Linked DNA regions of Homo sapiens: region 2 is linked to region 1. The links are chromatin loops, found by intact Hi-C in ENCODE. Cell type or tissue: PC-9. All regions are shown on one strand. Links, peaks and the distances in the headings refer to the core of each region. The heading gives the core; the rest is flanking DNA.

The links. A loop is a pair of places that touch in the nucleus more often than their neighbours do. Peaks named below come from ENCODE experiments on the same cell type or tissue, not always from the same donor. Only the 100,000 strongest peaks of a DNase experiment are listed, where the experiment ranks them.
Region 2: it touches region 1 in a loop (5-fold over the local background); 2 of 110 quality-filtered maps call a loop at or near these places.

Annotation. Positions count from the first base shown.
Region 1 is chr10:29,056,812-29,072,345 of GRCh38, forward strand. LOC107984174 (a long non-coding RNA gene) reads left to right here and starts at 1,244. Exons shown (of 3, transcript XR_001747284.1): 1 at 1,244-1,296; 2 at 2,107-2,179. In PC-9, for the core only: a CTCF peak has its summit at 7,572; DNase peaks (open chromatin) are centred at 7,400, 7,720, 8,070 and 10,520; H3K4me3 peaks cover 628 bases; H3K27ac peaks cover 2,071 bases.
Region 2 is chr10:29,112,049-29,127,582 of GRCh38, forward strand. No RefSeq gene overlaps it. Among named protein-coding and RNA genes, the nearest start is that of LYZL1, 170 kb to the right of the region's middle. In PC-9, for the core only: a CTCF peak has its summit at 7,574 (motif pointing left); a DNase peak (open chromatin) is centred at 8,383; H3K27ac peaks cover 1,267 bases.

The DNA of each region.
Region 1 (15,534 bases), core at 3,034-11,033:
TGCAAACTAGGACACATTTGAGAGTGAACAGAGAGGGGCTATTAATAATTACAGCAGGACAACATGTGTTCGTGGGCAAACAAGGACATATGGTCACATTAGTCTCTGGGGATCTTTGCCAGACTGTTTCTACAGAGTAACTGCAGTGTAAGCTTGGCTTGCAGTGGGCAGAGGTGTCATATGGAACATGAAGGAGTTGAGACAGCTGGAGTATATTTCTTTCTAGGAGCCTGCTTGGATGAGGAAGTGGGACAAGAGTACAGTAACAAGACCACAGGCTTGGACAGATGTTTGAATCACCTTTTTTTTTTTTTTTTTTTTTTTTGAGATGGAGTCTCACTCTGTCACCCAGGCTGGAGCAATCTCAGTTCACCACAACCTTTTCCTACCGGATTCAAGTGATTCTCCTGCCTCAGCCTCCAGAGTAGCTGGGATTACAGGCACACACCACCACGCACAGCTAATTTTTGTATTTTTAGTAGAGACGGGGTTTCACCATGTTGGCCAGGCTGGTCTCAAACGCCTGACCTCAAGTGATCAGCCCGCCTTGGCCTCCCTGAGTGCTGGGATTACAGGCATGAGCCACTGCACCTGGCCAAATCAACTTATAACAGAGAAGTCCTTAAACAGCTTTTAAGTGTAACCAAATTCAACTGACTGTGAGATTTTTTTTCCAGAGGATTTAGAAAGTAGAACCTGCTAGTAAGACCTAGTAAGACCACCCCCTCCCCCACTCCATACACACACACACACACACACACACACACACACACACACACACATATATATATATATGACATTGGAAAAGGACAATGGGAAAGAATAATCCCATTGGCTCAGGTTGTGGCACCATTTTCAGCAACAGCAAAACCATATTTGTACACACACCTTTGAAATATTCTGTTGTCAAAGGACCTCAGTAAAATGCACTATGGAAAACTCAAAATAAATATGCTATGATACGACTAAGTCTCAAAGTGTATTGAGAGTATTAGAACACTCGCTGCTTGCAGCATACAGCCTCTTCATTCTCTGACCTTGCTAACTTCCCTTCCAAGCCTTCCCTCCTCCACCACACCCAATCTACTGTTAAAAAGTATTCTGAAACCAGACTGATGGCACAAGTCCCAGCTTCAGCAACCCTCTTTGTTAACGGTATCTGTTGGCTCAGGAGTTCATGTGACCAGGCATCAGGAATAATTTCATGATAATCTAGGTTGAGTTTTCTCTTTCCCATCAATGCCAGAGAGTGAGAATGCCAGTCCCACTGATTTCAGGAGCCGGCACAGGACACAGGTCTGGGCTTTATCTCAGTAGTCAAGTTTCTTTTATTGGATTGCCTATGGGGGAAATCTCAGCTCTCAGGCATCACAATGAATGATTCTGAGAGCTTTTACTTGATCTCTAAACTTATCTGCGTATTTATGCAGATTTTGGTTCTTTTTTAAACAACCCTTTCAATTCACTAGTGACTAACAGAATAGCAATACATTTTGGCTAGGCAGAACGTGAGAAGTGAAGTTACATTTGAAAAAGAGTCTTTTCTTTTAGGACATAAAAGATAACTCTCTCAACAACTGGCAATCGTGAAACCACTTTGCCAACAACAGGGTCCCAAGGATGAGAGCCAACCTATTTTAAACATGTCTTAATTTCACTGAAATTTCAGGACTGTTTTTTTAAAACATTCAAAAGACAGAGTTTTAAAGGCAAGCGTATAAAATGTAAATTGCTTCCTCTGGTTATTGCAGAGTGAGGGGTGGTTGTTCCTATTCTTGTTTCTGAATGAGGAGAAAATGCTCATCAGTTCTGGGTGGGATGCATTAACTGGGACACACTGAATACCACAATGGTTAAGTCAGAGCTGACTTCTAAGTCCTGGCTCCATCTTTTATTAGCTGTGTGACTTTGGGTAAGTTAATCAACCTTTCTGTGTTTTATTTTTCCTCCAGTATAAATAGAGAGAAATCATAATGGCCACCTCATAGAACTCTGTCGTAAATATTTAATGAGGCTGTGTTTGTAAAGCCACCTGGTACAAGACAATTATAACATAAAATAAAAGCTCAGTAAAAGTAAAATACATGACTATTTCTTTTGTCATAGATCCGGCCTGAGGAGTCCCAGAAACCAACTTCAAGAAGACCACCAGGAGTTTAATACCAGCCTGGGCAACATGGTGAGACCCTGTCTTTACAAAAACATTAAAAAATTAACTAGGTGTGGTGGCGTACACCTGTAGTCCCAGGAGGCTGAGGTGGGAGGATCACCTGAGCCCAGGAGTGTGAGGCTGCAGTGAGCTATGATTGTGCCGCTGCACTCCAGCCTGGGTGACAGAGCAAGAACTCATCTCAAAACCAAAAACAAAAAAAGAAGAAGGCTTTAAAAAACCTTAATATGTGAGAAAAACTATTGCAGGCTCCAAACCTCAGGTCTGAACAATGGGGCATGTGCTCTGTACCCACCAATGATGCTCTCTGCAAATAAATGTTCAAGTTTAGGGAGCTCCTAGCAATAGTGGGAGAGGGAGCTTAACTCAGAACAGGACTTCTAGCTCCTTCAGCCCGGTGCAGGTCTGGCTTCGAGTAGCATCAGGAATCGACTTCTGTGTGTTCCTCACATTGGAACTCTCCAAGTTATTGGTTTGGTTCTCCATTCACAGCCTTTCAAACTGGCATTTTCCTGAGTTTTAGCTCTACCAGACCTGTGGACATGGAACCCTGGCCTTCCAGCTCTGTCTTAAAGATGGTCTCATAGTGATATTCACTCCTGGGCTGGCACTCCTTCCTTATGAGAGACCCTCTGCTACTGATTGGGGGACTGTTTTAGTTGTACAGAGAACAGGGCGTTTTGTCACTAATGACAAAGGACCAAGTGGAATATTATGAGTAAGTTATATACAAACTATCCTCTGTAAACCAATATTGCTAGTATATTTTACTTTTTAATTTTTATTTTATTTATTTATTTATTTTTGAGACAAGGTCTCCCTCTATCACCAAGGCTGGAGTGCAGTGGTGCGATCTCAACTCACTGCAACCTCTGCCTTCCGGGCTCAAGCGATACTCCTGCCTCAGCCTCTCAAGTAGCTGGGAGTAAAGTTGCGTGTCACCATGCCCGGCTAATTTTTATATCTTTTTGCAGAGACATTGTCTCCCTATGTTGCCCAGGCTGGTCTCAAACTCCTGGGCTCAAGCGATCCGCCTGGCTCGGCCTCTCAAAGTGCTGGGATTACAGGTGTGAGCCACCACACCCGGCCTAGATTTTATTTTGTTAATGCAATGTTTCTGGGAGATGCTTTCTTAAAACGCAATAAATATAAAACTACAAAAGAAAAGTCAATCTCAAAATAACTCTTTATTAGGACTTTTAGACTAGGTCAGGGAACTATTTGGATTGTAAAGGGAAATCCTAGGAGCTTACTTTTAAAAAACAGTCTTAAGTTCATACAGTGAAAAAAAGATTGTGGAAGAACAAAGTGTTCTTTTAAGTTCTGATAGAAAAAAACACATTATGCTTTGCTGAAGATCCTAAAACGGGGGGGAGATATTGATGATCTATCATCTCTGAGCATGTTTCATGGTGCTTTAAAAAGTCCCTTTTAAAGTGTGAATGTATATATATCTCCATAGAAACAATTTTATAGGATGCCCTAGAGGTTTTGAACATGTTTATACTTCTTTGCACAGAAATTCTGGTTCTAAGTTGCTCTCCTACAACAAATATTTATTGAGTGCCTACTCAAGAACTCTTGTGAAGAATTTTTCTGGGCAGTTGAGATACATCCAAGAAGAAAGACACTTAACACTGTCCTCTCTGAGCTTACATTCTAGCGGGTAGTTACAGATAAGGATGCAGATATTGAAGGAATAAATTACAGAGCACATTTGAGGGATTCGTGCTAGGGAAAAAGCAATGCAGGGAGGGGAACCAGGAATGTGGCTCAGCATGGAGCAGGTTACAGCATAAATAGGGATCTATAGCAACATTTTTAATGGCTACAAAGAATTTCATTATTTGGAAGCACCATAGTTTATTACCAATTAAATTTATTCCAAATTCATTATTATACATAAAGCTTCAATGAACATCCTTATATGTCTGCCTATCTATCTATCTATCTATCTATCTATCTATCTATCTATCTATGCCTATTTAGCTATCAATGTATTTTTTTTAAGACAAAGTCTTGCTTTGTTGCCCAGACTGGAGTGCAGTGGTGCAATCTCAGCTCACTGCAAGCTCAGCCTCCTGGGTTCAAGCTATTCTCCTGCCTCAACCTCCTGAGTAGCTGGGATTACACACCACCACACCCGCCTAATTTTTGTATTTTTAGTAGAGACAGGGTTTCACCATATTGGCCAGGCTGCTCTCGAACTCCTGACCTCAAATGATCCTCCCGCCTCAGCCTCCCAAAGTATTGGGATTAGAGGCGTGAGCCACTGGACTTAGTCTGTCTTTCTATCTATCTATCTATTTATCTATCTATCATCTATCTAATACCTGTCTGGTTGTTTTCTTAGGATAAATTTCTAAAAGTTAAATTACTAAGGCAAATTTTTAACAATTTTATTTATTTATTCTTATTTTTATTTATTTTATTTTTATTTTTGAGACAGAGTCTCACTCTGTCACCTAAGCAGGAGTGCAGGGGCATGATCTCAGCTCACTGCAACCTCTGCCTCCCAGGTTCCAGGGATCCTCCCACCTCAGCCTCCTGAGTAGCTGGGACTACTGGCAAGCCTGCTTCATTTTTTTGTTTTTGTGTTTTTTTTTTTTTTTTTTTTGTAGAGATGGGGTTTTGCCATGTTGCCCAGGCTGGGCTCGAACTCCTGGGTTCAAGTGATTCTCCTGACTTGGCCTCTCAAAGTGCTGGGACTACAGGCGTCAGCCACCATGCCAGGTCAAGTCAAATATTATAAGTTTAAGACTTATCTTAATAGTAATCAATTATAATATTAGAATTTCCCCAAATAAAAAAATATAGTTATAAGTTTTTCACCAGGAAAGAGATCACTGACATTCATTGAGTTTTTCCAACATCTTCACAAGAGCACTGATGTGTCCTACCATTTAATCTTATATTTACTTACTTTCTATTTTTAATTTGATAGATAGTTCAAACTTAGTTCTGGGTCAGACCAAGGCAAACATCCTGCCAATGGGAGATACTCAACAGCGGAATGACCACAGGTTAACTAGTCATTTGTTGGCAAAACCTTTTAAAATTCTGTTGATGAATGGCATAGAAATGATCAATTGTATTAAAGCATGGTCTTTACATTTCAGACTTTTCAGAGTGGTATGTGATGTTATGGAGAATAAGTTTCAGATTTTATAGGTTGAATCATATAAAATTGAAGGTCTTCAACTATTTTTAACCTATAAAATTGACCATTTTGTATGGGTCAATCTAGGAAATTGGAAGTTCATTGGTTGCTTATAGAAAGGTGATGGAGTAAATTCCACATAAAAATTCCTTTGGCCAATAAGGGCACCTCACCTAAGAAATAGCTCTTAAATATATTATGATATCAGATGTTACAAATATCTTTTTAATTTTTAAAAATACGCTGAATGAATTCAATTAGCAATGTTAGGTCACAGCGTGCTAACAACTTCAGAGTTAAACATAAAATCAAAATTTTAATTTGGAGGCTTTGGGGATTTGGGGGAAAGGGTGGCAGGTGGTGAGGAATAAAAGACTACACGTTAGGTACAATGTACACTGCTTGGGTGATGAGCGCACCAAATTATCAGAAATTACCACCAAAGAACTTATTCATATAACCAAACACCACTTATTCCCCAGAAACCTATTGAAATAAAAAAAAATAAATTTTTGACTGAATATGCAATAGAGAATAAGTTCTACTTATTCTATTTTATGGAATGAAGTGCTGCCCTTCCTACCAAAAAAAAATTTTTTTTTTTCTGAGATGGAGTTTCACTCTTGTTGCCCAGGCTGGAGTGCAATGGTGTGGTCCTGGTTCACTGCAACCTCCGCCTCCCAGGTTCAAGCAATTCTCCTGCCTCAGCCTCCCAAGTAGCTAGGATTACAGGTGCCCATCACCACGCCCAGCTAATTTTTGTATTTTTAGTAGAGACCGGGTTTCAGCACGTTGGCCAGGCTGGTCTTGAACTCCTGACCTCAGGAGATCTGCTTGCCTCGGCCTCCCAAAGTGCTGGGATTACAGGCATAAGCCACCACACCTGGCCCAAAAAATTGTTTTTAAAAAGAGAACAAATTCTGCTCTTCTGAAATTGAGTGAAAGTATGATGAGAGAAATTGAGTGAATGTCTCATAGAGATGCCAAGCTAGGTTTTCTGTTGTTAATTAGATCACTGAAAAATCTCATGCTATAGGATACATTTGAATAATTTTTTCTACCACAAAATGTACAGACAATAAAATAATGGAGTGGTCTACCCACTGCCAGTGTCTAAACTGAACGCTAACTGTAGCAGAAGGATGCTTGTAGCTGAAACCCAATTAAAATATCTTAAAGTATACAGACTTTTCTCTTTTTACATAACCAAAAGTCTGGATGTCTCAACACTGTCATCAAGGACTTGGGTGCTGTCACTCTTTCTACATCTTTAATGTGTTGTCCAGGTCTCTAGGTGTGGCATCTCATGATTGCCAGATAGCTTCTTAGTTCTAGGGTCATGAGCACCCCTCAAGAGTGCCTTGCTGGAGTATGTTCTCACATGCCTTTCAGATATCCCCTGGCCCCACACTTTGGAAATACAGTCAGGCGTGGTGACTCACGCCTCTAATCCCAGCACTTTGGGAGGCCAAGGCGGGCAGATCACCTGAGGTCAGGGGTTCGAGACCAGCCTGGCCAATGTGGTAAAACCCCATCTCTACTAAAAGTACAAAAATTAGCTGGGCATGTGGTGGCACCTGTAATCCCAGCTACTCAGGAGGCTGTGGCAGGAGAATTGCTAGAACCCAGGAGGCAGAGGTTGCAGTGAGTCGAGATTGCGCCATTGCACTCCAGCCTGGGCAACAGAGTGAGACTCTGCTTCCAAAAAACAAAAACAAAAACAAAAACAAAAAACCCCCGAAATACTAGAATGTTAAGGGGACCTAGAAAACTTTGATTATTGACATCACTCAACTTCATCCTTGAAGAATGAGAAAGAGCTCAGCCTCCCTGAAAGGAAGTGACTGTTTAGATAAGGATGAGCAAAACAGAGGTACTGTTAGCAAGAAAGAAATGGGGCAATGCATATTGGAGAGGGACCCTAGAGCATAGGTCTCAATGGCAAAGTCAGTAATAATTAAAATGAATCATCAAAAAAAAGGTGCAAGTGCCCTGCCTTGGATTTTCCGTAACTCAACACCTCTGGATTCAGATCTGATTTCAACTGGAATCCATGTCATGGTGTGGTCTCCCCCACATTGACTCATAACTATAAGCTGAGTTTTGGTGAAGTGAATCTAATTTTCCCTTTGATTTATTTTATGATAAGCTTTCCCCACATTTTCCTGTAGTCTGAATTTAAAACAGTTTGTAAGAGTGTGATTAAGCAATGGATCAAGTCCACAAAATATTGGGCGATATAACACTTCATCCTTCTGGAAGTGCTTTGTAACTGCAGACACTTTTCCTGACTCACTATCTGTCCTCCTTGGGTCGCCACTGTTGTTCAAACTCTGCAAATCTTTGAACTGTCTGACTCCATACTTATCATTTCTGCCCCTGCACTCTCATTCTCTTCTTTTGTCTGAGAGTGGAGAATGTCTGAGAGATTGCATCACAGTCACGTTAACCCTTGGTACTGCACAGCCTAACAGGATAAGAAAGGTTCAGTCTGGATAGGAACTAGAGCAATCAGACATCTATTCATATCTCAACGTCCTTTTGTCTGAAGGATTTTGGTTTTAGAAAATTAATTTGTGCTCTAATGTATCAACTTGGCAAGTTAGAAATCTGTAAACCAAGGTAAACAATATTTTTTGCTCTATAAAATCGTACACGTAGACACCACAGAGTGCAACTTGAAGAGTTAAAAAGTAAAACCCAGTGAGCAGCAAGCAAACTGCCTTTGCTCCCATTTGCCTTAGGGGAGAAAACTTTTCATGGTAGGGATTGCAAAACAACCAACTAAATAACTTTTACATGATTAATGGGGTGAAGGTTAGACTAAAATGTGATGTCTTCCCTCCAAAAATTAGGAAGATTTTAAAAACTCTTTCCTTTATTTAGTACAAGGAAGGCTGCAGTTTTCATTTTATTATTATTTATTTATTTACTTATTTATTTATTTTTGAGATGGAGTTTTGCTCTTGTTGCCCAGGCTGGAGTGCCAATGGCGCGATCTCTGCTCACTGCAACCTCTGCCTCCCGGGTTCAAGCGATTCTCCTGCCTCAGCCTCCTGAGTAGCTGGGATTACAGGCACGTGCCACCATGCCCAGCTAAAGTTTTTAGAAGGAAGAGTGTATTTGCTTTAGAAGAAAATGAATCTAGCCTGGCACAGTGGCTCACACCTGTAATCCCAGCAGTTTGGGAGGCCAAGGCAGGGCGATCGCTTGAGCCCAGGAGTTTGATACCAGCCTGGGCAACATGGTGAGACCCCATCTTTATAAAAAAACGCAGAAATTAGCCGGGCTTGGGGTCACACATGCCTGTAGTCCCAGCTACTTGGGAGGCTGAGGTGGGAGGATCACTTGAGCCCAGGGAGGTTGAGGCTGCAGTGAGCCATGACTGCACCACTGCACTCCAGCCTGGGATATAGAGTGAGACCTTGTCTCTAAATGAAATGAAATGAAATGAAATGAAATGAAATGAAATAAAATAAAATAAAATAAAATAAAATAAGGGAATCTCCAGAATTTCAGTATTTTAGCAGCAAATATCAGGAGTATTAGCCAAATCAATGAAAACTAGGATAAATAACATATGTTTAAATTTTAAGACAAAGTTTTGATTATGGGAATTAAGAAGTCTGTGCTACTAACATATCCTCTGTGATTATAGGAAGGCACATTAAGGTACAAACTCATATCAAAGGAGGAAATAGACAAGTATGGAACAGACATAAAGACAGTTACATAGATGAAGGAAATATTGGGATGTTGATGTAGGAAAAGAACATGGTCCAGGCCTTCTTGATGTATTTTGCAAAGGTTCATAACAAGCATGCTATGCCTTTCTATCATTTGTGGTTACTTAATAAATGGTACATAGTTCATTCTATACATGGTTCAGTTCTTCTAAACTAATTTTTTGTTCTTTATTTAAAAACAAAATTGTAAGTTTGAAAAAAAAAAAGTACAAGTCTTCCAGGGGTGCAGAAATGGGTTGAGGCAAATGATTTTTGTAGCTGAGAATCTGGACCCTCAAGTTGGCAAACAAGCTAGTTGACATCAGATTGGGTGTATACAGGGCCTGCTCTTGTTTGTTTCTGTTCCAAGGTTACACAGATGCACTTATAAACTGACCAAGTAGTGCAGAGGGAGGAGGCCCCCTTTTAAAGATCCTTTTAAAGAAACTGCTTCTATATTGATCCAATTTTTTTAAAAGTGAAGAAAGCGATTATACCTTGGCTGGGTGCAGTGGTTCACACCTGTAATCCCTATGCTTTGGGAGGCTGAAGCAGGAGGATCGCTTGAGTCCAGGAGTTCATTCAAGACCAGCTGGGGCAACATAACGAGACTTCATCTCTATAAATTTTTTTGAAAAAATATAAACAGGTGTGGTGACATGCTTCTGTAGTTCTAGTTATTCAGGAGGCTGAGGCAGGAGGATTACTTGAGCCCAGGAGTTTGAGGTTACAGTGAACTATGATTGTGCCATTGCACTCCAGCCTAGGTGGCAGAGCGATGGCCTGTCTCTAAAGAAAGAAAGAAGAAAACTGTTATACCTGTTTTTTTTTCTTGGGATCCTATGTTTGAATTCATTGCCAACATTTTCTTACCAGGTAGATATAAAGCTTTTACAAGGTTATTCATGGCTATTTGAATACATCCTTTATTTGTTTCTCTATTCCCCTGTCCATCTTCTTCAGTTACACACCCTTCTGATCTCTCTTCTGTCTTGAACCCATGAACCCATGATCCTTTGATGTCTCTCCTTGATCCATGTCCCCACTCCAGATTCCAGAAGCTCATGCTGCCCTTTCACTGATAAAATGTTCCTTTTCAATCTCAACACTGCCATTACCATCCAGACAAAATGAGAATCAAATTTGTAGGAATACAGATATGTAAAGCAGAGATTCTTGGGGAGTTAAAGGGACTTTAAAGACAAATGGCAAATGGGGCGATAACATTTCCAAGCAAAAGGTATTCTTATTATATGAAAAGTTAACACAAATTAGCAAGGATAAGATCGACAACTCAAGGAACAAGTGGGGAAAATCTCTGCCAAAAAGCAGAAAAATTCAATAAGTGTATAGTTAATACTTTCAAGCTCATTTTCAGTCAATGGAATGCAAATGAAAGAGTGACAGCATTTTTTACATATCAGAATGTCAAAGGCTGAAAAGGATTATAATTACTCATGCTGGCAAGAGTGTGATGAAATGAGCATGTCGGGGGCGGCTGTTGGGAGCCTACATGTGTACAAACTTAGCCTGGGGCATTATCAAAGCCTTCAACATGTTTCTGGTCTTTGAAGTAAGAACACTTCCAGGATTTTATCCTAAGGAAATAATTAGGGAAGCATGCAAAAACTTTTCTGTGCCGGGATGTTCTGTGCAATGTTATTTGTAATACTTGAAAAAATGGAATCATTAGCTGCACAATATTAGAAATCTAGTTAAATAATTTATTTTTATAAGAGAATCTAGTTATATAATTTATTTTATATAAAATCACATTGTCAGAGACTTCTTGATTTATGGGGCAGGATCACATTATATTAAGTGAAAATTGATGTGTTTTGTGACAGCGTGAGGTGCGAAAGGCAGAAATGGGTTTTAGAGTCAGATGACAGGTGTTTGAATTCCAACCTTTTCACTGATCGGCAAATTAACTTGGAAAAATTACTTAACCTTTCTGAATCTCAGTTTCCTCATCTGTAAAATGGGGATAATATGTTAACAGGCCTGTTGTAAGGTTTAATTAAGAGATTGTATGTAAAGTGCTTTGCCAAGGACCTAACATGTAGAAAACATTCAATAAATCAACAATGCTATTTAAGTCACCCAAATGTCACTGAGACTCATTAGGCTATCTGTAATATGTAAATGACTCTCATTAACATCAGTATCAATAAATTTATGTCCTTGCCCACCACTTGCTCACACAGGACCTCTGATGCAACTTGTAAAGTACACTCTCCTCTGAATATTTCAGGGAGGCCCCCAAGTACACCTAAATTAGTTTCTTATTTTCACCAATCAGCTTCTGCTACATTGTTTCTTGCAGATTTCAGCCATTATCACTCATTCATCTCTGTGTGTGAAATACCTATGATTAAGCAGCTCTGTGTTACCCAAATATACATTGATGCATCCTGGCCCATTTTCATGGATTTATACCTAGCTGAGGGGAAGAGAAAACAAATATTTACAAATGAATATATATATATATATATATATTGTATTGAGTGGGCTAGGCTCAGTTGTCTGGCGAGCCTAGGATTTCTGCTCCTATTTAAGTTGGGCTATTACAAAGCTGATGGGAGGGTCTGTGGCTGTTGGAGGAGCCTGTCACTGTGGGCTTCACTGTGGGAGGGTCTGCCTGAACAATAGCTGTATCTGTAAGTCTTTTCTTTTGGTCTGGTCAGATTCTGTTCTTCTATTTGGATGGCAAGTCTGGGCCTTAAAGCTGAATGTGTGAAGAAAGCTGTGGGTTTTTAACATTGAGAAGGGTTCCCCAGGTCTCAGCTGAATTTTTTTTTTTTTTTTTTTTTTTGAGACAGTCTCACTCTGTCTCCTAGGCTGGATACAGTGGCACAATTATGGCTCTCTGCAGCCTCAACCTCCCGGGTTCAGGTGATCCTCCCACCTCACAGCCTCCCGAGTAGCTGGGACCACAGGCAAGCACTGCCATGCCTGGCTAATTTTTGTATTTTTTTGTAGAGGTGGGGTCTTCGCTATGTTACCCAGGCTGGTCTTGAACTCCTGGGCTCAAGCCATCCTCCGGCCTTGGCCTCCCACAGTGTGTGAGCCATTGCCCCCTGTCCCCCAGGTCTCAAGTGATTTGATGTCCCTTCAACTTTCACTCCATGCAGAGAATAAACCTGCAGTGTTCCGCAGGATAGGAAAAAGACGGTTACTTAGCTGTATGTGATGAAAGAGGGAATCTGCTTTTGTGTCTTAACCACTTTTAACCAATTCTTATTTCAGTCTCTCCTTCACCCCCACTCCCAGAGGTACGTGGTGCTATCATTATCAGAGCCATTGTGGGGGCGTCTTCGGTGCAAATGTGGTTATCTTCATCTTTCTCAGCAGGAGCTGAGGGTTCAGCATTCTTTGGTCTTCGGAATCAATCTCCAGTCATTCTTTAACTTTTCCACATGCAAAGTTCAGTTGCTATCATCTCCTTTCCCAACCTTGTGACCCTTTAGAAAATTCCCTTCTGTCAGGCTAGGGGTGTTTTAGGAAGGAACAGAGTTAAATGTATATTTTTAATTCACTATCTTTAACCTGAAGTTTAGATCTTAAAGATTTTTGAAAAGTTGGTTGGCAGAGGTGGCTGGTGAGTTTCCAATGAGGGGGATTTTTGTTTGTTCCATTGCATATTTAACTGGAGAGGATATTCCAGAGCCTTCGATATGCCGACTCTGCCTGGTATGTTGTGATGGGACAGAGGAAAGAAAGTGTCTCTTCCCCTTCTGAATTAGGCATGTTTACAGCAATTTAGTGGGACATGTCTTTTGAGTTTTACTTACAGCTGTCACCATTGACAAAGGATTTCAGAGGAGTTGCTGGGGGATGGGGACTGAGAGAAAATTCAGGTGATAGAGATCATGATTCTGGCTCATTCTATCCGGCTACTTTTTTCCTTAGGATTTTCCAAGACTTGTATTCCTAGTTTCCCAGATTCAGTGGGTCATACTTGAATCCCCAGGATGGACACAATTTAGGCTGGGGCTGGGATTTCTGCTGCATTTATTTATTGAAAAGGAGACTTTCAGATTATTTAACTAACTCCTCCATTTTACATAAAAGCAATCTGGGGTCCAGAAAGTTTCAATGACTTAACTAAGGTCGCAACTTTGAGCAAGCAGCAGGATCTCATGACTGGAGCTACAATCAAGGAATTATAACACACATTGAAATTCCTTAAGAAAATGGTATTAAGGAAACAAGGGACATTATCTCACTACATAAGATAGGAAAGACAGGAGGAAATTTGCTTAGCCAAACCTAACTTTATAAAGGTAATACCCTGAAACGTGACCTTTGTATCCTCTCCTGTTCCTTACAACCAACAATGAAATCTTAAGACAAAATGACTCACATTTGCCAAAGGCTGAGAATTTCAGTCCCCCAATAATACTGGAAAAATGGGGGGTTAAAAAGCATCATAGTCGCTCTGGGTGCAGTGGCTGACGCCTGTAATCCCAGCACTTTGGGAGGCTGAGGTGGGCGGATCACCTGAGGTCAGGAGTTCAAGACCAGACCAGCCTGACAAAAATGGAGAAACCCCATCTCTACTAAAAGTACAAAAATTTAGCCGGGCATGGTGGCACATGCTTGTAATCCCAGCTACTCAGGAGGCTGAGGCAGGAGAATCGCTTGAACCTGGGAGGCAGAGGTTGCGGTGAGCTGAGATTGCCCCATTGCACTCCAGCCTGGGCAACAAGAGCGAAATTCCACCTCAATTAAAAAAAAAAAAGCATCATAGTTGCTTAAGCATCATAGATGCCCAAAAAGCTTCAGAGTCGAGGGTATTTAGGACTCTTCAAATCTAGTTCCCTTTGAGCTCTTCCCATCTCCTCATTCTTTCTGATCATCCATCCATGGTTATCCATTTATAGTAGCTATCCTTTATTTGCATTTCTCTGTTCATTTTCTTCCAGCAATAGCTCTCACTTTTACTGTGGAGTTCACCTCTGCTTCCTTTCAGCCCAGGCTGCCTGGGTGAGCTTGTAGTTCAGGTGCTCCTGGCCTCAGAGGTTATTTAAGAGCTGGGCATTTACTATTCCAGAGGACTCCTTGGGACTTCCACTGGGAAAGGTAGGGCCAAGAAATGAAAAGAGAGAAACTTCATGCTGCTGACTTTATTTATGCTGCTGACTTTATTTGAGCTCTGGAGCAAGCCAAATTGGAAGCCAGAATACTTGTGAATGATAATGTAACATAGATGTATTACTCGGTTTTCATGCTGCTAATAAAGACATACCCAAGACTGCGCAATTTACAAAAGAAAGAGGTTTAATGGACTCACAGTTCCACATGGCTGGGAAGGCTTCACAATCATGGCAGAAGGCAAAAGCTACGTCTCACGTGGCGGCAGGCAAGAGAAGAGAATGAGAGCCAAACGAAAAAGATTTTGCCTTATAAAACCAAGAGATCTCATGAGACTTATTCACTACCACAAAACAGTATGGGGAAACAACCCCCCTTGATTCAATTGTCTACCACTGAGTCCCTCCCACAACATGAGGGAATTATAGGAGCTACAATTCAAGATGAGATTTGGGTGGGGACACATCCAAACCATATCCATGGATTAATAAATATAACCTCTGTTTTCTTTCTTGATCCAGTGTCAACAGGGCAGAGTGGTTTGTGTCACTTGCAAGGAAATTCTAACTGTTAAATTATTAGCACAAACACGCATGCATACACACTAATGTCTTGATAATATATTACTTCTAAGGGACAATTTAGGCTGTTTGCAAATGAAGAGAGAGATTTTCCTAAATGCATAATGTCCCCAAGCCTCTGCCTGCAATGGGAACAGAGCTTTACATCATGAGACAAAATGCTGACTCCCTACTTGGTTCATCTTCCAGCTTCTGAATGTGTCCCCAGTAGCTACAAATGTGTAGGGAATGTGGCCTTTTGGTGCAGTTTTCAAGCAGAACCATCTGCTCCACCAATGGCCACCTCATGGCATTTCAAAGAGCTGACTTAAAGGTTTGAAATGATCACCTTTCTATAGGATGTCTGGTCACAATCTATACCTGGTTTTCACAGTACTTCTTTTAAGTGAAAAACCAGCCTTAGCAGAAAATGCTTATTATGCCCAGGGCCAAACAGGCTATCTACCACTGAGCCTCACAGTAGTAAGCAGTTATACTTCTAGTAGGCCTGTAGCCAAAAGTTTTCCAAAAATCTAGAATCTTAAAATCTTTAAACCCTGTTATACCTATCCCAAGTTTTTTGGGGTTCTTGGTTTTTTTGTTTGTTTTGTTTGCTTGTTTTTGTTTTTGTTTGTTTTTTGACAGAGTCTCACTCTGTCACCAGCCTAGAGTGCAGTGGTGCAATCTCAGCTCACTGCAACCTCTGCCTCCCAGGTTCAAGCAATTCTCCTGCCTCAGCCTCCCGAGTAGCTGGGATTACAGGCATCCGCCACCACACCTAGCTAATTTTTGTATTTTTAGTAGAGGCAGGGTTTTGCCATG
Region 2 (15,534 bases), core at 4,368-12,367, 57 kb after region 1:
GCCAAGAGCCAGCTCTGCTGGGCCCACGGTTAGTGTCTGGCTCCACGAGGCCTGCAAGTGCTACCCCCATCAAGGTCAGCAGCGACTAACATGTTCATGGAGCCACTGGGTAACACAGTCAGGCACAATGATATTTCACCAGCAGGACACAGTGGCTCACAGCTGTAATCTCAGTGCTTTAGGAGGCCAAGGAGGGATGACTGCTTGAGGTCAAGAGTTCAAGACCAGCCTGGGCAGCACAGTGAGACCCCCATCTCTACAAAATATAAAAAAATTAACTGGCCTGGTGGTGCACACCTGCAGTCCCAGCTACTTAGGAGGCTGAGGTGGAAGGATGGCTTGAACCCAGGTATTTGAGGCTGTAGTCAGCTATGATAGTGCCATTGTACTCCAGCTTGGGTGACAGAGGGAGATCTCTCTCTCTGTCTCTGCCTTTCTCTCTCTCTCTCTCTATATATATATGTATGTATGTATGTGTGTGTATATATATATAAAAATATATATGTGTATATATAAATATATATACTTGTATATATATAAATATATACGTGTATATACATATAAATATATATGTATATATATTTAACCAGCAAACGCATTTATACTAAACAAGCACAAATCTCACCTCCTTGCGTTTTATATGTTCCACTGGTGACGATGCTGAAGAACAACAGAAAGAGCTAAATGGAAGAGAACAGGTTTCATTGTAGATGTTCATTTGGTCATTCATCAAAACCATTTGCAAAAGCAAGGCATGTTCCTAGGTACTTGGAGATTCAAAAATGAGTACAATCCTGCTCCCTCCCTTAGGAAGCTTACAGTTTAGAAGATGAGATCGCCAAGTGTGCAGAATCACAAAGTTATGAGCGGGAAAGTGATAGATGCTAACGAGAGGTTCAAAGGGCTCTGCTGGTGAGGGGAGCGAGTGATATCGGAAGCCAGGAAACAGCTCTGCCATAAAGGCTGGAGACAGACTATAGAGCACAGAATGTTCCCTGCACTCGGCATAATGCAGATCCAGGCAGGAGCAAAACCACAGGAAGGGGATGGAAATAATAGAACAAGAAAAAAAAAGGACAGGAAGAAAAAAATTTTGACCATGGAGTTAAATAGTTTGCAATATTCCTAAAAAGTTTCCTCTCTCTCTCTCTCTCTCTGTGTGTGTGTGTGTGCGTGTGTATGTGTGTTTGTATGTGTGCCTGAAAAGAGAGGGCTATAAATGAAAGCAGGAAAGAGAGAACACAAAGGTAGAGATCTGAAGTCAACTGGCCTAGCGGAGAGCCCATAGCCCTCCAGTGTTTGACTGCCATCGGGGCAGGGCTATCAGGAATGTGTCACCAGGAGGAAATGGAGCCTGGCTTAAGTAGCTCTAAAGCCAGATTTCAGCTGAGATTGCCGGAGGGTGCCTGGAGAAACAGGAGCAAAAGGAGACGATAAGCAAAATGGCTTTGCATTTTTTCCCTTCCCGTCTCCTATCACTGAGCTGAACAGACAGGCCTTTCTGTGCCAGTGTATACATTTTCCTAAGAGCTAGCGGGGAAGAGTGGGTTTATTAAACTGTGATTGGATCTGAAGTGTATGCAGTTTCTATTGTGAGGTTGTCCGGACAATAAGGGTGAACAAAGAGGACGATAACAGGCATCCGGGACACTTGCTGAAGCATGAAGGGCAGCCCAAAATATCCATATTGATTGCACCCCTGTCGGGTTCGAGCCACTTTCTTATTTCAGTGAGTCACTTCTGCTTATTGAACCATAAACCCCAGACAAAGTGCATGCCCCCACGTCACCAGGGCAGCCTTGTTTCTGCTGCCTAGAGGGATGTCTTAGGGCTGGGACCCCAGATACCCAGGGCGCCAACAGCAGTAGGAGCAAACACGTTTGTTACAGGTTTTGAGGGTTTGATGTGAAGTTTCAAGGATAAGTGAGAAAACACGTGATGAAGAGAAGAGTGTTATTCCCTCAAGAGCTACATTGAATCTGGAGAAATTTGATTCCTCTAGATCTTCCTAAATTCTTAAGGAATTTGATTCCTTATTAAGGAAAAACTCATTTTAGTCCCTGCTAGGTAGAATTTTGAAGAAAAAGGTATAGCAACAACTGATGTATTTGTCGGCTCAAAGTTGGTCACAGCAGATAATGGGCCACTTCCGAAATTGTCCTTTTGCTATCTGGCTCTTTTCCCAAAGAGAGCACCATTTTCATCGCTGTCATCTGTTTGTGTGTCAGATATTTATTGCTCTGAGAGATGCACGCTGCCAAACTTGGTTGTCTGTGCCCAACGCACCTCTCTGGGGAAGAATGACGTTCATTGAACTGTGAGCTGCCTTATAAACAAGGCTGATCTCTGAATGCAGAATTAGATCCTCAAAGCCTTTGTGTGAATTGTGGTCAGACTAATGTGAAGGCATTTGGACCCAAGTCCAGTGCCATGCTGAGTGTCTGGCATGATCACAGACCTTCCCACATCTCCGAAACACCTTCAGACTCAATCCTGGTTGCACCTCCCAGACTGAGAGGTGGGCCATCCCTCTCTTTCACTGCACCCAGATCCTCTGTAAAGGCTGAATCAGTGCTTTCACCAAGGGTAAAAGGTCAAGGACTGTGTGTGTGAGGGAGGAAAAAATAGATTGTTGGAGGAAAGAAAAAGAGAAGGTGAATACATTTCACCTCAAGCAAAGGGCCATGGTGAGAGGGACCACGTTGTTCCAATGAGGTAAGGTGATCCTGCGTGAGACTCCATAGTTACATGGATAAACCCTTAGTATTTCAGCATTTTCCAAGACTAAAATATATCTACATACAGAACATCCAAACTATGCTGAGGCACAAACATCCTTGCACTTCAAAGTGTGTGTGTGTGCATGTGTGTCTCAATGAGCATAATATTGGGTTAATTTCTGAGCAGTATACAATAATTCATTCAGCAAATAGTTGCAGAGTTTCTACAGAGTTCCAGGCACTCCTCTGTGCTATGCGACTATGACAGTAAGCAAAACAGAAATCCTTCCCTTATGAAGGCAGGAGATGGGAATAATCAAGTATAATATTGTATGTGTCATCCCAAGATCAGTTCTGTGTAGAGAACTAAAACAAGGTCAGGTATAGACCACTGAGAGTTGGGGGGTGCTTATAATTTTTGATAGAGTGGTTAGGACAGGCATTTGCCAAAGACCTAGTGGGAGGAATAGCTCTTGCCATGCAGCTTTCTGGGGAAAGAGCTTTCCAGATGTTCACTCCTAAAAAAAATGCATTTTAAAATGCCCAACAAAATTACAATTTTTTTGGCAGTGGCCCTCAGTGTAAAGACCTCCCCTATCTCTTTGAGGTCACAGGATTTTGTGGGAGCACTAAGACAGAGAGGCCAGCCTCATCCTGGCAGGGCAGATCCACCTGAATGAAGGAATCTGGAAGTTCCTGAGTGGTGAGGGCCATGACAGGGCAATTGTGTGTCCTCAGGCAAAACCGCAAACACAACAAGCAACTGAATTAAAGGATAGAGGTAGGGAATGGGCCCCACCAAACTTTTAGATCCTATTCTTTCCTCCTTGCATTCGATTTTTAATAAAGTTCAATTCAGTTTTGATATAAGGTGCTATAGTTTGGATGTGGTTTGACCCTGCTAAAACTCATGTTGAAATTCAATCGCCAATGTGGCAGTGTTGGGAAGTGGGGCATAGTGGAAGGTGTTTGGGCCATGGGACCAGATCTCTCATGAGTAGAGTAATGCCTCCTCCTCCCCATTCATCATGAAGGGAGTGAGTTCTGGCTCCCACAGGAATGGATTAGTTCCTGAGAGAGCAGGTTGTTAAAGTCTGGCTTCTTCAGTTACTCTCTGGCCTCCTCTCTTGCTGTGTGATTTCTTTGCACACACCCACTCCCCTTCTGCTTTCTGCCATGAGTTGAAGCAGCCTGAGGCCCTCCCCAGATGCAGCTGCTCACTCTTGAACCTCCCGGCCACCAGAATCGTGAGCCAAATAAACCTCTTTTCTTTATAAATTACCCAGCCTCAGGCATTCTATCAATGCAAAACAGGCTGAGATATAAGTATTAGTAAATATGTGCACAAATGACTACTGGTATCACAGCAAAGGGCACATCTCTAGGATACTTGAATGCAAAACAGGAGAGAACACATCAGTAGCCCAGGTCTTGTCTCCAAACAGAGGCCAATGGAGTTCAGCTTCGAAATTAGAAGACCTCATCCCCTGCTACAAAAATATATGGAAGTTTAGTCTCTCTCTCTCTGGCTTTTATCATCCCATGAAAAGAGGGAAGAATGACTTCTTTCTGTTGCCAAGGCAGTATTTAGCATAAGAAGAATGATACTCTGGGCACCATGACTGGTCTCAAATGCCTCTAGGATTCACCCTGATGACCACCAATCAGTTGGATGCTGGCAACCTCCAGCTACTCAATGCTAGTGACCCACACACAGTTTCCCTAACGTGAAAACTAACGTGAATCAGAATCCACGGCCTCTGAAAACCCAGACAAGAGCCCCTTTTCCAGTTGAAGCAGTGGTGCTAAATAGTCTGAGGTTGCAGAAACTACTAGGGGTATTGTATGTGAAGAATTGTAAGGAGTGAAGTTGGAAGGGGATCTGTGAATAGCAGCAGTACAAGATGCTTCAGACTCTAGTCCCCACTCACTCTAGCTGTCACTTTAATAATTTACTAACACTTTGTTTCCATTTCCTCATTTATAAAACAGACTGTGAAAATTAAACCTTACTTCATCAGACTACAATAAGAATTGAATGAGATAAAATCTGCCATGCATTTACAACAGTGCCTGAAATATAGTAAGCACTTAATAATAGCAACTCTTTTTACTATTCCTTGGGAGCAAGAAAGATCTCCACCTCTACTTCTTGGCTTTCTGAGTATTTTCCAGACTTTCTGGAACCTAATCTTAAACTCTGCTAAAGAGTCACTGGCAGATAAAAAAGGAAAGCCTTTGCTCTCCCCATGGAAGACAACCCGAAGGAATTTCTGATCAGGTCATATTTTAGGCATAATTTTCTTTTCCTTCTTCTTTTTATTTTTATTTTCTTTTGAAAATGAGGCCAGGCACAGTGGCTCGCGCCTGTAATCCTAGCACTTTGGGAGGCAGAGATGGGCGGATCACCTGAGGTCAGGAGTTGGAGACCAACCTGGCCAACATGGTGAAGCCCCATGTCTACTAAAAATACAAAAATTAGCTGGACGTGAAGGTGGGCACCTGTAATCCCAGCTAATTGGGAGGCTGAGGCAGGAGAATTGCTTGAACCCAGGAGGCGGAGGTTGCAGTGAACCAAGATCATACCACTGTACTCCAGCCTGGGTGACAGAGTGAGACTCTGTCTCAAAAAATAAAAAATAAAAGTAAATAAAAAATGAAAATGAGGAGGGGGTGGGAATTGTAATTCTATACGTATTTTAAAGACTACAAAACTTTAACAGTGTTGTCTTGTTCAGTTATTTTTAAAATAAATTTTATTGTATATATTTAAGGTATATAATATGATGGTTTGTACATATATAACAGAGAGAGAAGAAAGTAAATGGTGACCATAGTGAAACAAATTAACATATCCATCATCTCACATAGTTACACATTTCCTCCCACTGTGGCAAGAGCAGCTATAATCTATTTATTTAGCAAGAATCCTGAATGCAGTACACCATTAACTATAGTCTTCATGTTGAACATTAGATCTTTCAACTTGTCAATCCTACATATCTGCTACTTTGTAAACTTTGATCTATATCTTCTCATTCCCCCTCTGACCTTGGTATAGTCAACTTTACTTTAGATTTACCCACTTAATTCTATGTCATTTTTCATTTCTTCCTGCATCTCTAACCTTCTTTAGGAGATTATTTTCTTTCTCATCCTCACTTCTGTATTTTCTATCCTTTTGATTATTTGTGTTTCATGCTATATATTTTCTTCTGGTTTATCTTCCATTTCACTGATACTTTCTTCAGCTCTGTCTAAACTGCTGTTATGTCTATTCATTGAGCTCATAATTTTGGTTTTGTATTTTTCAGTTTTAGAATTTCTATTTGATTCCTTTTCAAATCCCCTGTTTAATGTTTTATATGAAGTTTTTTTCTTCTTCCAGGTACCTCAGTGTGCTAGTACTTTTGAATCACCTGAATCCAGTTTCAGGGACTGGAATTTTTTGTGTCATCCTATTTGAAACTGGGCAGAAATCTATTTGAGGACTGACTTTTTTTTCTTCTAGTGTTCATCCTTTCTGGGTCTCAATTAAAGATCCAAGGGCTCACCAGAGTGTTCCACACTTCATGAGCCTGGAACACCTATTTTTGTCCTCCCAGACCCATGAGGCTTCCGTCTTATTCATGATTTGGCTTAACTAAATCTTATCTTGGTTAGCTTTTTGGTACCTTCAAGGAGATTGAAAAAATAATTTCCCCAGATTTTCTGATTGTCTTTGGCAAGAGAACTTGTCCAAATTATCCCAAGAGTAATATAATTGTCAAACTTTCCACTGAGACTTTTTTTCTGAGGTTCTATAAATGGTATAGGTAAAAGAACTATATAGAATTATTGTCCTTGGTACTAATACACAGTATACATTTGGGTAAATAACCTCAGCTTTTTGGGATGACATTCTTCTTCTACATCAGGAAATTCAATGATTTCTTGGCTCAGGACTTTTCAAAGAGAAAATTATAATACATTGAGAACACAGTTCTTTAAATCATGGAAGTTTATTTATAACTTTAAAAATTGAATTTAATTTTTTAAATACAGGTGGGGACTCACTATGTTGACTAAGCTGGTCTCAAACTCCTGAGCTCAAGCAATCCACCTTCCTCAGCTTCCCAAAGTGTTAGTATTACACGTGTGAGCCATTGCAACCAGCCTAAACTCATGGAAGTTTAAATTGACTAAAAGTGACAAACATGCCTGCATTAAGCCTGCCTCTAATTCCAGTATGTTTGTCAAGAAACTGTGTCCTGAGATTCAAGCCAGTGCTGATCTCAATGTTCATGTACCTGAGGACAGAGGAGACCATCTGTGTCATCAGGGTCCATGCTGGAGGTAGGAACCACACCAGCTTTTTAGAAGAGAGGATTTAATAGAAGCAATTGTTAGCCAGGTATTGAGGAATTCTAAAGGCAAAAAGGGAATACTAAGGTATCAACTGCTTCGTGGCAGCTACAGCCCCTAAAGCTGGAAGATCAAAGAAAAGAGGATGAAATGACTAAAACATAGAAGTTTGGAGGAAGAGTCCATGGAGCGAAAATTTAGACCTGTGAAAAGCGGGCCATGCTGGTGCCTCGGGAACTTTGAGGGGCCCCAGGGGCTGACACTCAGCCTCCGAGGACAGTGCCTGTCAGGTGTTGCTCGGAAGGCATAATAAAGCTTGTTCTGGGAGTGCTGGAAAAGCTGCCGACTAGAATCAGTGTCTGCTACTGGAACAAACTGCTACTGCCCAGAGAAAGACGCAAACAGGAAGCAGCCTTTCTCTTCTCCCTCATCCAGCCTCACAGCCCCTCTCTACCGCCCCCTAATGGCAGAGCCTCAGACAAAGTCAGCTGGCAAAGGATAAACGCCACCCAGCCTCAGGAAGCCGATGACAATAGGATGGGTTTAGACTCGACAGCCTATGTTTTAATAAGCAGCACACCATGTTTACCATCTGCACTGAGGTCTAGTTTATTTTATCATGCTGTCACTATGGATTATTGGAGTTTCAGGATAATGAGCTGTGTTTATGCCCCAGGAGTTTATATTATTTCGTCTATAAACGAAATGTGAGGCCAGGCACAGTGGCTCACGCCTGTAATCCCAACAGTTTGGGAGGCCAAGGAGGGTGGATCACCTGAGGTCAGGAGTTAGAGACTAGCCTGGCCAACATGGTGAAACCCTGTCTCTACTAAAAATACAAAAATTAGTCGGGCGTGGTGGCATGCGCCTGTAATCCCAGCTACTCGGGAGGCTGAGGCAGGAGAATTGCTTGAATCCAGGAGGTGGAGGTTGCAGTGAGTGGAGATTGTGCCACTGTACTCCAGCCTGGGCAACAGAATGAGACTCCATCTCAAAAAACAAAAAACAAAACAATACAAAACAAAAAACAAAGAAAAAGAAATGTGAGTACAATACTATCTAGCAAAAGAAAGTGGACCTTCAGAGGGATCATTGAAAAAGCCACTTTAAGAAGCAAAGCCTTATTTCTTCTGTTCTCCTTTTCAACCTACCTCTATTTTATTCTTTGATGAAATAACCTTAACTTAGATTGTTCAGTGACATTCCGTCTCATAACGTACCATCGGACAACAGTTCTTGTCCCATATTCCAACACTAGCAACATCTGAGTCAGCTCACTCTCCTGAGGCCCTGGGGCTTTCCATGAGTCATACTCTAGCATGAACCCCTATCTAAATACAGACAGACTCTGAGGGAGCCTTTCCTAGGTGAACTGTGATTAATCTAGTTATTCATAAACAAATAAAGTTTCTTCAGCTTCAGTTCCCTGAATTTATCTGTCCCTTTCTTTCTTTGTCACTGTGGAAGGACTGGCTCAAATAGTGTCAGAGATCAGATTTCATTATGACAAACTGCAGTGTTGTCTAAATTCTTCTTCTTCTTAAAGTAGTATTATTTTTAGAGGTGGGGGTCTCACTGTGTTACCCAGGCTGGTCTTAAACTCGTGAGTTCAAGCCATCCTCCAGCCTCAGATGCTTAAGTAGCTGGGACTTCAGATATGTGCCTCCGTGCCTGGATACATTATTTTTATTATTGTGGAATATGTTATACCAAGTACCATTTGTTGTTAATTAAGCATTTAATTGATTTTGGAAATCCTTATGTTACCTTGAGACCCAGTGTAGCTGATGTTTGTTTCATAATAAAGAAGGTGTTCATGTATAGTGGAGTTCTCAGGGTTATTCAAAACCAGCCAAAGGGACAGAAGCCCTGTGCTTTAGAAATTTCCAGTTAGGCCAGGCGCGGTGGCTCACGCCTGTAATCCCAGCACTTTGGGAGGCCAAGGCGGGCGGATCATGAGGTCAGGAGATCGAGACCATCCTGGCTAACACAGTGAAACCCTGTCTCTACTAAAAATACAAAAAATTAGCCGGGCAAGGTGGCGGGCGCCTGTAGTCCCAGCTACTCGGGAGGCTGAGGCAGGAGAATGGCGTGAACCCCGGGGGCGGAGCCTGCAGTGAGCCGAGATCACGCCACTGCACTCCAGCCTGGGCGACAGCGAGACTCAATCTCAAAAAAAAAAAAAAAAGACATTTACACTTAAAATAATCAGCACAAGTACTAACATATATAGATATAAACATACTTTCAGCCAGGCACAGTGACTCACGCCTATAATCCCAACACTTTGGGTGGCCGGGGTGGGAGGGTCGCTTGAGCCCAAGAGTTTGAGAACAGCCTGGGTAACATAGGGAGACCCTGTCTAATAATAACTGGACGTGGTGGTGTGCACCTGTGGCCCCAGCTACTTGGGAGGCTGCCGTGGGAAGGTTGCTTGGGCCCAGGAGGTGGAGGCTGCAGTCAGCCAAGACTGCACCACTGCACTCCAGCCTGGGTGACAGAGACTTTCAAAAAAAAAAAAAATCCTAAAAACATACTTTCCTATTTACCAATATGAAGCAACCAACCATAAACCAATACCAAAGCAGAAGCATTTTATAAATGAAGCATAGACTTTGCTGTTAGGGAGGGTGATTAAAAGGAGAACTTCAAGGCAAGAAATACTTTATACAAGTAGTTGCCTTCTTCAGTTGTAAACAACAGAAACCATCTGCAGTAAGTTTAAGTAAATGAAATTTATTGAAAAATAGATACATAACCACTCACAGGTTCCCTGGAAGAGCCAGAAAAACAGTCTTAGAAGCAATGGATCCAGGAAGAGTACTCAGAACACAGTGGCCTAGTAGAGGGCATGGACACTGAAAAATGCCCTCTGATGCTGGGTTCTGGACTCTACTCTTGGAAATGCCATTACTTCTGTCTCTGGAACCCCAACGGTATCTGCTTGCACCATGGGTTCTGGACGCATTTGCTTCCGACGCAGTCTTATGGGGCTGCATCTGGTTGCCTAGGTCTGGACTACATCGCCTGAACCCTAGCTGCCAATGAGGCTGAAAAGAATGTTTCTCTGCAAGGGAGTTAGAGAAAGTCGGAAGGTGCGGACTTGAAAGATAGGGAATTCAAAACACAGGAAGAGTGTTTAAAGTTGCTGGCTAGCCAAAAAGAATGGAAAATGTCGAAGTCACTTCTCAAAGCATGGTGCTAATCATCTGCATCATAATATATCAGGATGCTGAAGAAAAATGCAGATTACTGGGCTTTAGCCTCAAATCTTCTTCTTATTATTATTACTTTTTGAGACAGAGTCTCTCACTCTGTCACCCAGGCTGGAGTGCAGTAGTGCAATCACGGCTCACTGCAGCCTCAAACTCCCTGGCTCAAGAAATCCTCCCTCCTTAGCCTCCTGAGTAGCTATGACTACAGGCATGCAACACCACATCCAGCTAATTAAAAAACTTTTTTTGTAGAGATAGGGTCTTGCTATGTTACCCAGGCTGGTCTTGAACTCCTGGGCTTAAACAATCCTCCCACCTTAGCCTCCCAAAGTGCTGGGATTATAGGCGTGAGCCGTTGCATCTGGTCATCAACCCCCAAATCTTATGAATTAAAATCTCTGCAGTGGAAGCAGCAACCTACATTTTCCGCAGCCTCCTTGGGTGATTGTGATGTGTACTAAAGAGTGAGAACACTCCTGCGCAGTTTTGTTTTGTGTTTTATTTATTTAAATAGAGACACCCAAGCTGGGCTTGAACTCCTGGGCTCAAGAAATCCTCCTGCCTTGGTGTCCCAAAGTGCTGGAATTACAGGTGTGAGCCACCGCGCCTGGTGATCCTGCAAAGTTTTTATTTTCAAAAGGACTTTAAAATTTTTATTTTGTTTACTTTTGGAATTGAAAGGAAGACAGCTATACCTTTCTCAGTCAGAGATCAAAATCTCTGTAACTCTCAATAAGAAAGCCCTCTGCTATGGACTAGAGAAGTGATGAGTGTCCACTCTTCTCTCACAGGAGAAGCATCAGAGGAGGAGTGAGTATTAGGGTGTGATTAGCATAGACTCTGAAGTGAGATTACTTGAGTTTGAATACACCCTATCTCAATTAGCAGTGTGTGGCAGATTTTTCAAAAAATGTCTTTTTCAAAAAATGGCCACAGCAATATTTTCTATTCTGCATGCTCTTGTAGAATCTTCTAGAACCTTGCCACTCTCCCAACAAGAGATGGAGACAATTTTTTCTGTCTTTGAATCTAGGCTGGCCTTTGTGACAGCTTCCACCAATTTGTGATTTCTGAGTCTAGGTCATAAAAGTGCTATGCACTTCCACCTGGTCCTCTGAGAACACTCTTTCTGAGAATCCAGCCACCACACTATGAGGAAGCTCAACTTCCCGTAGACGAAAAGCTGACACAGAGAGAACTGAGGTCCCTAGCTCCCAGGAGATTAGAAACCAACTTACCGGCCATGTCAAACATCTTGAAAGTGGGTCCTCTAGCCCCCAGATGAGCTGCTCGTCTTGATACCACAGAAAGCAGGTACAAATGATTCCTGTGGATCTTTGCCAAAATTGTAGATGAGAGAGAAAAAGAAACAATTGCAATTTTTTTTTTTTTGAGATGGAGTCTTGCTCTGTTGTCAGGCTGGAGTGCAGTGGCACAATCTTGGCTCACTGCAACCTCTGCCTCCCAGGTTCAAGCAATTCTTCTGCCTCAGCCTCCCGAGTAGCTGGGACTACAGGCGCCCGCCACCACGTCCAGCTAATTTTTTGTATTTTTAGTAGAGACGGGGTTTCACCATGTTGGTCAGGATGGTCTCGATCTCTTGACCTTGTGATCCACCCGCCTCAGCCTCCCAAAGTGCTGGGATTACAGGCGTGAGCCAACGCACCCTGCCGCAATAGTTTTAACCCACTAAATATGGTTGGTTTGTTATGTAGCAATAGATTACTGATAAGGAGATGAGTCAATTAACTTCTTTGTGCTTCAGTTTCTCTGTATATAAAATTGAGAAAACAATTAAATCCACCTCATGGAGTTTTAATGAGAATTAAACAAGTTTTGATATGTAAAGTACTTAGAAAGCAGCCTGCCTGGCCAGGCACAGTGCCCCAATGCCTGAAATTCCATTATTTTGAGAGGCTGAGGTGGGAGGATTTCTTGAAACCAGGAGTTCGAGACCAGCCTGGGCAACATAGTAAGACCTCATCTTTACAAAAAATAAAATTAGAAAAATTAGCCAAGTGTGGTGGCTTTTTCCTATAAAAGAGGTTGAGGTAAGAGGACTGCTTGAGCCCAGGAGTTTGAGGCTGCAGTAAGCTATGATTGCACCACTGCACTCCAGCCTGGGAGACCGAATGAGAACCTTTCTCAAAAAAAAAAAAAAAAAAAAAAAAAAGCCTGACTTCTGACTTATAATAAATGTAATTTCAAGAAAAGAATTAACGGTGAATGAAAAGAAGATCAGAATGACATAAACAGGCAACCCAGAACTCCTTTAGACCTGTAGTAAAATTGTGTTAATTTCATATATCTGAGGTGGAGCAATTTAAATTGGTAACCGCTGAAATGATAACTTTTTAAAAACATAAAATGAGTTGTACTAATTTTAATTCTCACTATAATTTCAGGCAGACTAATGTCAATAATATCTGTTTAATTACAATGAATTATTTATTCTTAGCCCGTGAATCATTTATTCCTATCATTGCTGAGTTAGGACTCAGAGGCTGAATACCTGGTTCTGTTTTAAATCTCCCTTTCCCTTAATGAGTGACCTTAGCCAGTTACCTCAGTTCTCTCCAAAGACCTAGAAGTTTCCAAATAAACATTTGGAAAATAAATAAAGCTGTCAGATATGATACAAATGTTGGTTCTTCCAGTTATTCCGGCACATGGTTGTTTACCAGGCAGATGACCTGTTGGAAATAACAGAACCGAGAGTCAGAAAATATGACACTGCAGCTCAAATCTGATAAAAATCTCCCCGGGCACTAAAATATCATGGGGATCAGGAGCCAGGAGATGGGCCTTTGCTCAAGGAGGCATTGGGCAGGATAAAAGGCATCTAAGAGGGCAGGTGACCCTCCCAGGGCCACAGGCACGTAAACCTCCATCATCCAGCAGTCGTTACTGGCACGGGGCAGATTGTCTAGTAAGACAAGTCCTTTCTATTTTCCACAGATCTTTTTTTTTTTTTTTTTTTTAGACGAGTCTTCTCTGTCGCCCAGGCTGGAGTGCAGTGGCGGGATCTTGGCTCACTGCAAGCTCCACCTCCCGGGTTCACGCCATTCTCCTGGCTCAGCCTCCCGAGTAGCTTGGACTACAGTCGCCTGCCACCACGCCCGGCTAATTTTTTGTATTTTTAGTAGAGACGGAGTTTCACCGTGTTAGCCAGGATGGTCTCGATCTCCTGACCTTGTGATCCACCTGTCTCAGCCTCCCAAAGTGCTGGGATTACAGGAATGAGCCACCACGCCCGGCCTATTTTCCACATATCTTAAAATACCTCAAGCGATTGTATTCACTATCTATTGCTGCATAAAATATTGCCCCAAAACTTTTTTGAAAAATATTTATTTTTTCTTTTCTTTCTTTCTTTCTTTCTTTCTTTCTTTCTTTCTTTCTTTCTTTCTTTCTTTCTTTCTTTCTTCTTTCTTTCTTTTTTTTTTAAGACAGGGGTCTCCCTCTGTTGCCCAGGCTGGAGTGCAATGGGACAATCATAGCTCACTGCAACCTCAATCTCTCAAGCTCAAGCGATCCTCCCAAGTAGCTGGTGCTATAGGCGCGTGCCACGACCCCCAGCTAATTTTTTAAATTTTTAGTAGAAATGAGGTCTCTCTGTGCTTCCCAGACTGGTCTTCAATTCCTGAGCTCAAGCAATTCTCCAGCCTCACCCTCCTAAAGTGCTAGAATTACAGGTGTGAGCCATTGTGCCTGGCACCTTCGTTTAAAAAAAAAAAATAGGGCTGGGCATGGTAGCTTATGCCTGTAATCCCAGCACTTTGGGAGGCCAAGGCAGGCAGATCACCCGAGGTCAGGAGTTCGAGACCAGCCTGGCCAACATGGGGAAACCTCGTCTCTACTAAAAATACAAAAATTAGCTGGGCATGGTGGTGGTGCCTGTAATCCCAGCTACTAGGGAGGCTGAGGCAGGAGAATTGCTTGAACCCAGGAGGCAGAGGTTGCAGTGAGCCGAGATCGTGCCACTGCACTCCAGCCTGGCGACAGAATGAGACTCCGTCTCAAAAAGAAAATAATAAAATAAAATAACAAAAAAACCCCACTTTCCTTCCCGTCATAGTATTGTCATGTATGTAGCTTTATGGTCTACTTCTTCACCTTATTCTGAGGATGACTTTAAAACAAGTCCTCGCATACAAGCAGTCTCTAAATGCATTTGCTGTTTAGGAAAACAATGTATCTAGATGGTCCCCTGGCAGAAGAGCTGCAGGAGGAGTAGCTGGGGTCCTGGTGGAAATGCAGAATTGCAGGTTCCACTCCAGACCCACTGATTCAGAATCTGCATTTTGACAAGGTTCCCTGGTGGTTAGTATGTGTGTTAAAGTTGAGAAGCTCTGTTCTAGGACTGTCATTGAAGAGCTGAGAATCACTTGTGTTTCTGAACTTTATGCCTGCATCCAAGCACACATGAGAATAATAAAATGAGATCTGTTTAATTACAATGAATTGTTTATTCATTGGAAATAACGGCCAGTCTTGCAGCTCGACATGATATTTGGGAATTTGGAGATCTGTTTTTCTCTGTGTCTCCCTGTCTCTCTGTCTCCCTCTCTCAATCTCTGTCTCTCCCTCTCTCTTTCTCTTCTCCAGCTCTCTCTCTCTTTCCATTTTTTCTCTATCTCTTTCACCTACATTGACTTTATCGTTTTACTTTTCTATGGAAATGTTGAAACACTTGAGACTTGTTTTTGTTTTTCCCCATCACTTGGAGCTGACCCCTTTCATCTTTGATTCAGCCAATTTCCTTCAAAGCTAAATATTAAACAGATCTGTCTTCTGACAGCTGACCCCAAATAGGGACGAGCAGTGGTCCTGGCCCCAGGGGTGGAGAACTGAGCCGACAAAGGTAGAGGAGAGACAGGATGGAGCCAGTTCCTGTCCGCCAGGGAAGCCCAAAAGTTGTGTCTAAGCCTACACACAGCCAAACAGCCAATAACCAAACAACCGATAGCTTCTGGAAGGCATTCTTGCAGAAATTCCTCTTTTGCCAGAGGGTGAAAGGGTTGCTAATTGATTTTGTCTGCCTTTCAGATGGACTCAGAGAGACACAAAAGTTTTAATTCTAACAGAGAGGTAACATTTTTAGATACTTCACTGTAGAAAAATATTCTGTGTCTCTCATGTGATCTGGAGTTGCATAATGGTATTTTTTGTTTCACCAGCTTGTTATCCTGTTAAGAGAATAGCAGCAGTAAATTTAATTACGTAGATCCTTTTCTAAACAACATATATTTCAT